Regions from separate parts of the Homo sapiens genome. Here region 2 is linked to region 1. Evidence: read pairs that join two places in POLR2A ChIA-PET (ENCODE). Cell type or tissue: HCT116. All regions are shown on one strand. Region 1 overlaps KLHL2 (kelch like family member 2). Region 2 overlaps CPE (carboxypeptidase E).

The links. ChIA-PET counts read pairs that join two places held together with the same protein. Peaks named below come from ENCODE experiments on the same cell type or tissue, not always from the same donor. Only the 100,000 strongest peaks of a DNase experiment are listed, where the experiment ranks them.
Region 2: POLR2A ChIA-PET joins it to region 1 with 6 read pairs; 2 of 35 experiments call an interaction of 5 or more read pairs at or near these places.

Annotation. Positions count from the first base shown.
Region 1 is chr4:165,218,456-165,223,455 of GRCh38, reverse strand. It overlaps KLHL2 (kelch like family member 2), which reads right to left. Exons shown (of 15, transcript NM_007246.4): 2 at 3,397-3,522. Among named protein-coding and RNA genes, the nearest start is that of KLHL2, 13 kb to the right of the region's middle. In HCT116, no CTCF peak of the experiment used is centred here; no DNase peak of the experiment used is centred here; H3K27ac peaks cover 1,877 bases.
Region 2 is chr4:165,408,218-165,413,217 of GRCh38, reverse strand. All of the region lies in intron 1 of CPE (carboxypeptidase E), which reads right to left. Among named protein-coding and RNA genes, the nearest start is that of MIR578, 24 kb to the right of the region's middle. In HCT116, no CTCF peak of the experiment used is centred here; no DNase peak of the experiment used is centred here.

The DNA.
Region 1 (5,000 bases):
TCCATCCCCTCAGTGAATCCTGCTGCACTCCCATCAAGGCCCAACTGAAGCCCACCTCTGTGGGCTGTGTGAATTTTCCCCATGAGAATTCTTTTGGGCACCCACGATTTGCACACTTTTTCACTGCCTCATCCTCCTCTCTGTATGTGTCCAGCAGCTCTCTAGACACTCAGAGGGCATGGCCTAAGTCTGATACTGTTTTTGGATCCCACACAGCCTTTCAGGCATATTAGCTGATTAGGTGCTCACCAATACTTGTTGAATACATTGTTTACATATGACTGCAGGGTTTTTAAACCAAATAATTTCAAGATATTCAAGCTCTTACCAGGCTGGGATATAAAGCTAGGTCTCTGGGCCTCCTGTCTAAAAACAATTAGTTTAAGAAAACAATAAAATGTCATGTACTTTTTCTATCAAACAATTTTAATTCTGTAACTTAAACCTTACAGAACTCCTGTCTTCCTACCCCCATTCCCACAACCACACCTTACATCAGCCATAATTGAAAGTGACTTTTATTCCTAAAATTTTGCTTCCATTAGCCAAAGGTTCACATTAACATTGTTCGGAGTACAGCTGTTGCTCTACCACTTTGAGGTTAGAGCCCAAGGGCAGAGTGGTGAGAACAAGGAAGTTTTCCCTTCCCAGAAGTCAGGAAACCACTCTCAGCTACCCTTTCTGGGCAAGAGGAAGTTGACGCAAGGACAGGAAATAATTAATGATTTTCAGCTGTATAAGGAATAGGCCTCTTTAGAGATTTTTTTTTAAAGAATTACTCAAAATGGCTATAAGATTTAAGAGTGGAAGGGAATGACATTTTTAAAAAGGTCTGATGAACTCCAACGACAGTCCATTTTTAAAAATACTGTTGTTGTTGGCACTTTCATTAAAACAATCCGGGTTATAGACCTGGCAGCCAACACTCTGGCTATTCAAAGGTCATTCTTTGTTCTGAAAATCAGCATCGACTACCAGCCCAGTGACATACCAGACCCAGCTGCTGAAAGGGTGCCACACAAAGAACAAGAAGGTACTATCTCACAGTTATAGAGTTCACATCCAAAAAGGGGCAAACAGATGAATGAAGACTGGAGCTTATAAATAATCCTAGGGCCAGGCAAGGACACCACAGGGCTTGCAGGTAAGCAGGAAAAACATCTCTAGGCTGAGAATGTCAGAGCAGCACTGAACCTTAGACACCATCCTGTCCATTCCTCTCATTTTAGTCAGGCTCAAACAAGTAAAATAATTGGCTCGAGACCAGAGTCTGTCCCAAAACTCAGGTCATTCACCCCAAGGGAAGGAGCACTTGGTGTTACCTTCCCTGCAGTTTAGTGAGTCATGCCCAGGTCAACAGAGACCCACTCACATTAACACCAGCAGAAAGCCAAGGCTACCCGTGCCCCACCCATAGGAGTGGGGAAAAAGAACATTTGAATAGTCCTATTAAAAGTCAGTCTTTTTAGACTTCTCAAAGAGAAAAAAGAGCCATTAAAGATCCCAGTCTTAAAACAACCAGACTATTTTTCTTACTTTTCTTGCAGTTCCACTTAGTAACCAATGCATTTTACATTCTAATAACTACTGTCAAAACAGGATTAAAATCCTGAAACAGCACCCTCAGACTTGCTGGATTATCCCAGTTATATATTCTCCCAAAGAATAAGTGAAAACCCACATTCTGAAAATGTTGTCAAAGCGGTACTAGAAAGCAAATTAAATGATCCAATATTCAGTTTAACTTTCTCTTATCTCTCTCCAATCCATTCTCCACCCAGCAGCCAGTGTGTTCAAAATATAAATCTGATCAGGTCACATTCCCGCTTAACACTCTCCACTGGCTTTCTCTCAAGGCAACTCTTGATTAAGACCAAAATTTCAGGACCTCAGTCCAATGGCCCCTCCTACCTACTCAGCTGCCTCTCCTGTGTGATTCCACCGCCACGTGCACTGCAGCAACACTGTCAGTTCCTCCGATGAGGCCAGCTCCTTCCTACCCTAAGATGTGGCACAGCATTCCCAATGCCTGGAACACTGTTCTCCCTCTCCTCACTCCCATCCTGACTTTATCCCCTTATCTTCTTTTCCTTCTAGATATCAGCATAATTATTCCTGTCTTCTCAAGAAAGCCTTTCCTGACCACTGTTATCCACCTTTCTAGCACCAGCAGCCCTCCTCTGCAACACTTACTATCATTACAGTAAATTATTTTTGTGATTCTTTGATGAATGCCTGCTTCCTGCAGTCAGCTATGGGCCCACAAGGGTGGCAACCATATTTGTTCTTGCTCACCATTGTACCTACAGTACCTAGCAGATAAATATTTATTGAATCCCTAATTTAATTAAAGAAGAAACAAACAAATGATGGGCCTAAAAGGGAGAGCTTTTAGGCAGCACAGAAAGATTAAGGGAAGGTTTAATCCCTTCTTAGCCAGGCTTTCAGCATTTCAGATAGATATACGTAGAGTACTTTCACAAACGGAATGCTGGGAAAAAGCAGATCTTTCATAAAGTGCTAAGAAAATAAAACCAAGACTCTTAATACATATATTACCCTTTTAATTAAAAAAAAAGCTACTCATTTTTCAATCAACTTTTAATACTACTTAAAAGTTGCAGTGATCCTTAGTACACTTGAGAATTACCTCAGCAACAGGCAGGTCACTGCCCCCCAAAACTACCACCACTCCCACAAAACAATGGTTACATTTTTCTCTAAAAGTTTCTTTCCATACTCTTTGCCACAGTAAGTTAGAAGCCCTAGACCAGCACTGTCCAATATAAACATAATGCAAGTCACAATTTTATAGTAATCACATTAAAAAGGTAAAAAGAAACAAGAGAAATTAATTTCAATAATATATTCTCTTATTTTTAACTTTAACAGAAAGAAAATAGGGACAGAGTCTCACTGTGTTGACCAGGCTGGTCTCAAACTCCTGGCTTCAAGTGATCCTCCTGCCCTGGCCTCTCAAAGTGCTGGGATTATAGGCATGAGTCACCGCACCTGGCCTACTGTATTCTTTTTAACTCAAAATATCTAGTATATTATCATTTCTACATGGAATCAATATATTTAAAAGTATTAATAAAATATTTACATTTCTTTTTTTTGCATTTAGAAATCCCCTGTGTATTTTTCACCTCCAAACTATCTCATCAGACTAGCTGTATGTGGCTAAGCGGCTACCACACTAATAGAGGAGCCCCACACCATCCACACTTCTGATAAATTATTTGCTCTTTTCCTTTAAAAAACTTGCAGAAAAAGCTTTTAATGTTCTGTGTACCAGACAAAGCAACAATGGAAGGTTGATTATATATTCACTACAAACAACTGAAAAATAAAGGGACGAAACCAATGGTTGCATGTACATTAGTATAATGATACCTTCTTAATTCGTTCATGACTTTGAAAGCTTTCTTCATATGCCAAGGATTCACTGTCACTGGGCAGTGTTTTTCGGTATTATCATCTTTTGAATCGAGAGGCTTCTGATGACCCTGCTTTGTGCATCTGTACATAAAAGAAAAGAACAAAAACAGAAAAAGATCTTATTAAAGATCATTTAGTTCAGCTTATCAAGCTACAAGAGAGACAATGAATGTCTCCTTCCCCTACTTATTTAGAGGAAGTCTCATGGACAGAATATCCCAATGTAAGGTTAAGACAATTAAGAACAGTTTCTGATGGACACTATGGTTTCAATTAAAAAGTGGGTAATTACCTCCCTGGTGTCCAAGTTCCGTCAAAGATCAACACAGAATATTCAGCAGAAGTGGCTTAGCAGATATCTCCAAATAAAACTGTTGAGAAATGATCTTCTCCATTGGAAATTAACTTGCTTTTACAAACTTCTATAGTCATACGTTATTAACAAACCAAGACAGAGCAGGATCATATTTTACACAAACTTCAGAAACTTAGAATCTGATTTAAATTTTGCTCTCTACCTGCCAGGATATATTAACCCCATATATTTTGACCTATACTAACAAGAGATTAATCGAGATTAATCATGTTAGTTAATAGTTATTGAGTATTTACCATATGGCAGCCCTGTGCTGAGTAGTTTACTTTCATTATTTGGTTAATCCTCACAACAACTCTCTGAGCAAATTACTATTATTATCCCCATTTAACAGATGAAGAGAATAGTTTGAGTAACGGGGTAAATGGTAGGGCTGGGTAAGAGTATGGCCAGTCTGATTCTCCATCTTGTTCTTTTCACTAATATTTCAATACCATTTCCTACACTGAACAGTGAATATTTAAATTTACATTTTTTAAGCACACAAGGCTATACTAGCATTGCTACATGAATTATTCTTTCAAGACTTAGGACATAAAATTAACCAAAAAAATCAGGGTCCCATGAGGAGGGGGGCAAGAATTAACTGCAAATTAATGAACACAAGACAACTTTTTGAAGCAATGGTTATAAAACTTTATAAATTTAATAAAAATCATTAGATTGCACAATTATAATGGGTGGATTTATGGTATGTAAATTATACCTCAATAAAGCTATTACATAAAAAATCAGGGCACCAATTTTTTAACTAGGCTTAAAAAATGAAGTCTAAAAATATCATACTTGTATATATATCAAAGAACAAGCAAACATCATTATTAATTGCTGCACTTCTCTTCCTTTCCTGACCCATTTCTAAAAGGATGATTCATTTTTAAACATTATCGTTCATTAATTCATTCAGCAATTGTTTTTAGTACCAACCATGTACCAATCACTACTCTTAAGGCACTTGGAATATATCAGTGAATAAAACAAAGATCCCTGTCCTCATAGAGCTTGGAGTCTGGTGGGGGGAAAGGGAAAGACAGCACAAGTCAGGGAAGCAACTGGCATGTTGGGAAATGGTGTTATGGAAGTAGAAAAAGCAGGGCAGCGTGAAGAGAGAGAGAAATGTGGGGACGGTGGAGGGGTGTAATCTGCAGTAAATAGGGTGCTCAGGGAAGGCCTAGTTGAGAAC
Region 2 (5,000 bases), 190 kb before region 1:
GAGATGAAAAGAAGGGACAAGAATAGCCACTTAAGAAGGGTAGAGTAAGAGGGAAGAGGGGAAGAAAAGAATGTTGAGGCCAGGGAACTGGCATATACAACATGTGAGAGACAAGAAAGAGCAAGTTTTGTTAAAATGAGAAAAGCCCTGTAGAGCTAGGGCTCAGAGAGTGCAAGTGTGACACTGCAGAGGTGTGCAGGGACCCAGCCAGAAGAATCTCAAGCGCATGCGAAGAAGTCTGGGTTTGATTCTAGGTGTAACAGTGAGCACCTGCAGGGAATTAAGCAGAGGAACGTTACAGATTTTGGATTCGAGAAAATCACTGGTTATAACGGTGCAAAAAGAAATGGAATACATGGCTGCTTAGAGGCTGGGAAGCCAATGACTGAAGCATTGAAGAGGTGAAGATGATGACTCTAGAACTTCTTCCCAGCATACAGATGTAAATAGATCACTGTTTACTTTTTAAACATGTTCATATTTTTTAAATGTGAAGAAACATACCTTTCTCACCTCCCTCAGAGGGTTGTTTTTAGGATAAAGTGCACAGTGGCAATGCTGCCTGCCTGAGACAGGACTGAGTGGTGCCAAGAGCACAGGATCTGGAATTGGAGTCTGGATTTCAAACCTTACTCCCCAGTTCCTGACTATGAAAACTCTGAGCAAGTAACACAACTCCTCTGTGCCTCAGTTTCCTAATCTGTAAAATCGAGATAATAATAGTAACTGATTCATAGGCTTTATTGAGAGGACTTAATAAAATAATCCCTGTTTTCTTTATTGTCTTATTTCCAGCAACTAGAATTTTTCCTGGTATGTAGTACTTGCTTACTAATGTTAGTATTTATTTGAAAATTATAAAGGATTACGTAATTGTAAGGTGTCAGCATAACTTAAAAAAGATATTTAATGTCTACAATTTTCCCACCACCAAAAAAATCATATTTTTAAAAATCCACAATCTCTCAAGAACATATCTGTTCTTATAAACATAAAGGTAAGTTTGCAACTTTCTCTTTTGTTTCTTCCTCAACTTTTCCATGATGTGCTTTACCCTTTCAAACAAAATCTCTTCTGTTTAACACAGTTGTAAACCCCAACTTTCAGGCTGGCTGGGGCCCAAATGCCTTCTAAAAATCACTGAATCCTGCTCTGCCTGTAGACAGAGGCTGTTCCAGTGTACAAGTTGTTGACACATTTGAAAGACCAAAATAGTTACCAATGATTAGAAAAATTATGGTTCTTTCGTGGAAGGAAAGCACTGTCATTTTAAAGAGATGGTTTCCTCCTCCTGGAGGAACGTAGAGACTCTCTGGCCCCCACTACCCTTCTTCCCATTCCTTCCAGTAAAAGATTTTCGCCTCCATCACCAGCCACAGGTATAGTGCTTCAATGGGTAGAACCAGAATCCACTAAACTACTTACCACACACAGTAACAAGAGCACACTTTTCACTTTGAATTTTTATAATTTTTTATTGCATTAATCACTTGATCAGATAAACCAGATCTGTTTGCCATGTGCCCTACATTCCACAGGTATTGAGGTCTCCATGAGAAAACCCCCTCAAGCGCATCACAAGGTTTCCATGTGAGCTATGACAAATTAGAAATCAACAGGCCATACTCAAAAAGGAGGCAAAGCTGGTTTCCATCTTTATTCAATGGAGAGTGAAAAGGAGAAGAAGCATTCATTGATAAAGGCTATTCCTGGCCAATTATTTAGCAACTGGTATGACACTGATTTACCAACTGTGTAGAATGTCAAGGGTACCTACCAGGTGGTAACTGTGAGCTCTGTGGAATGACATAAACTAAATAAAACAAGGGATCAGGGAAGGAGGAAGGGCAAAAAGTAGGAGGAAGAAAGAAAGGAAGAGGGATGGAGGGAAGAAGGATTGAAAAAGAAAAAGTTGTATAGTTTAGTTTGACCAAAAGTCAATTTTTAAATAAACAAGTACTAATAGCACCTCTCTTAGGCGACTAAAAAACCTCCCTTTCCAACAATGTCTTTTTGTTTTAATTAATAATTTCTTTCCACGGAGGAGAAAAAAAGGAAAAAATATTTCATCTGGAGAGGAGAAAGAGGCCAACTCTCAGAAACAATGAGATTTTTATCTTAAGTCATACTATGCTCAAGATCCTCTAGGTAATTTTGAAATAATCACTTCCCTATTTCCTTTAGCATTGGAAAGACTATGTAAATGTCCTCCATTCAGCATGCTCTCTGGTCTTCGATTTATCTACTAATATAGTCATGAAATTACCTTTGACGTCCCCTGAAACCCAGCTTTCTGCTAGACTGTGATCCTTTATCCTCAGATCCTGAAACATCCATAGAAAGGGAACCCCAAAGTGCAAGTGCACACACACAAACACACACACACACACACACAGTCTTTCTGCCTTCCTAAATCTAAAAGGTATAGTAACACCATAAATTAAAAGAAAATAAAATTAATTTTCAGCAAAATTTTCTCATTCTCTAATATCAGGTTTCAGTTAGATATTAATATTTAAAATATCTTCTAATACATTATTCTACCTTCCATTTGAGGAAAGGAACAAATGTAAACACAGATATGGTCCCCTCCCCTTTGTAACCTTTCTTTTCTTTCCATTTTTTAATAGCTGCAAACTTACAGGACTTCTGCCTCTTAAATCAAGTATTACTAAATTTCTACTTCAGCACCTTCTGGGATGACAAGATTCCAAATATGTAATAAAAATAAATTGCCATTAATAGCTAGGTCTTTGGCAGAGTTACTGGCCTGTTTTGTTTACTTACCCAGTGCCGGTGTGATGTTCTACTTTGGGCACAGCTGTGAACAAGACTATTAATAATCAGGCTGCATCAAAAAGGAGTCAGTTCATAGTTCTGTAATTCAACGATTTTTTTACTCTTTTATAAATTGAAGTTGTTCACATAGTTCAAGATTGACCTGTTAAAATCTCTGATTTTTTTTTTTTTTTTTTTACAGAGTATCCCTCTGTCAGGTTACAGGGCAGTGGCCTAATCTTGGCTCACTGCAAACTCTGCCTCCCAGGTTCAATCGATTCTCCTGCCTCAGCCTCCCAAGTAGCTGGGACTACAGGCGCCCACCACCACACCCAGCTAATTTTTGTATTTTTAGTAAAGAAAGGGGTTTCACCATGTTGGCCAGGCTGGTCTCGAACTCCTGACCTCAGGTGATCCACCCACCTCGGCCTCCCAAAGTGCTGGGATTACAGGCATGAGCCACTGCACCTGGCCTCTGTTTTTTTTGTTTGTTTGTCTGTGTTTTTTGTGTTTTTGAAAAAAACCTGTGTGGTTTATGAATAAAACTACCTTAGAAAGAGGACAACTGGCACACAATCCTGAGAGCCTGTAAACCCCATTAACCTAGGCCTGCAAGGAAATTTTACCAAATTCAACAATATGAAGGGTCCTCCTGAATGATCACAAAGTAAGTATAAATATAGTACAAAATAATCTAATAAAGACTGGCTCATCCTAGTTTGTTCCAGGATAAGATCACCACAGTATTTCACAGTTTCTTAGGAAAGCATTGATATACTGCTATTATTGATATTTTCTTTATCAAGATTTCATTTGTACACTGAAAGATTCAGAGTCAAAAAAAAAGTCATCAAATTAAATCCATTATTTATTTTAGTCTCTCACACAAGTGGCATCGATTCACTGAACCTGACTGTGGGATATAAGCATGAGTGGAGAATGGGTGCAGCGGCTCAGCCTATAATCCCAGCACTTCGGGAGTCTGAGGCGGGCGGATCACTTGAGGCCAGGAGTTCGAGACCAGCTAGGCCAACATGGCGAAACCCTGTCTCTACTAAAAATACAAAGATTAGCCAGGCATGGTAGCACACACCTGTAATCCTAGCTATTGGGGAGGCTGAGACACAAGAATCACTTGAACCCTGGAGGCAGAGGTTGCAGTGAGCCGAGATCACACCATTGCACTCCAGCCTGGGCAACACAGGGAGACTGCGTGGGTGAAAAATTTTAACCAGCCTCACTCCCATCACTTTCCCGTATTCAGTGTCATAATCTGACACTTAAGTGCTCTCTCTGCATTTCCCACGTCAACCATTCCGGAACCACCACCCACTCCGCCATATACTTGCTTATGTGCTCAAGAGCTTAGCTGCTCTAAGCATACTTGTGGCCAAATAAATGTAAGAAGAGACAGTTGCTGTCTGATTTCACCAGGTGGAGGTAAATGCTTGAGATTATCCATAAACCAATCCATTCCATAATGTGTCCTGCAGAAACTTTTTTCAATATTCTAATCAGAATTACTGTTTTCTTCCTCCATGCACACTTAGCCCTTTGTCACTACTATTGTCTTTATATTATTCTCTCTGTGTCTCCCTCCACCCCAACTGAAGGCTCTTCGAGCATCAGGATACACAGGGGAACCATCGCAGTGCATTACAATGGCTCTCAAAGTGTGGCCTCTGAACCAGTGGCATCAGAATCCCTGGGAACTTGACAGAAAAGCAAAATTTCAGGCCCTACCTCAGACCTACTGAATCAAACTCTGGGGGTGGGACCCCAGCAACCAGTGTTTTAACAAGCCCTCCAGGTGATTCTGACGCAGGCTCAAAATTGAGAACCACTGGTATATTGGAATAAGTATGGGTTTTGGAAGCAGATAATCTAAGGCTTTTAAATTCCTACGGTGCCCTTTATTAGCCAATGATATTAATCAAGTTGTTTGCTATCTTTGAGTTGCCTCTACTCACTTATGAAATTCATGACTTGTGAAAATATGCTGAGGGATGGAATTTTTTTTAATAACAGTCTTTTCAATAAGTTGTGCTGGGACAATGGGATATCCATCTGCAAAAGAAGGAAAGTGGACCCTCTACTTATCCGATAAAAAAGTTAACTCAAAATGGATCAAGATTTAAATGCGAGAGTTAAAGCTATAACACTCTTAGAAGAAAACGTAGGTGTAAATCTTTGTGACCTTAGATTACGCAATGGTTTTTTAG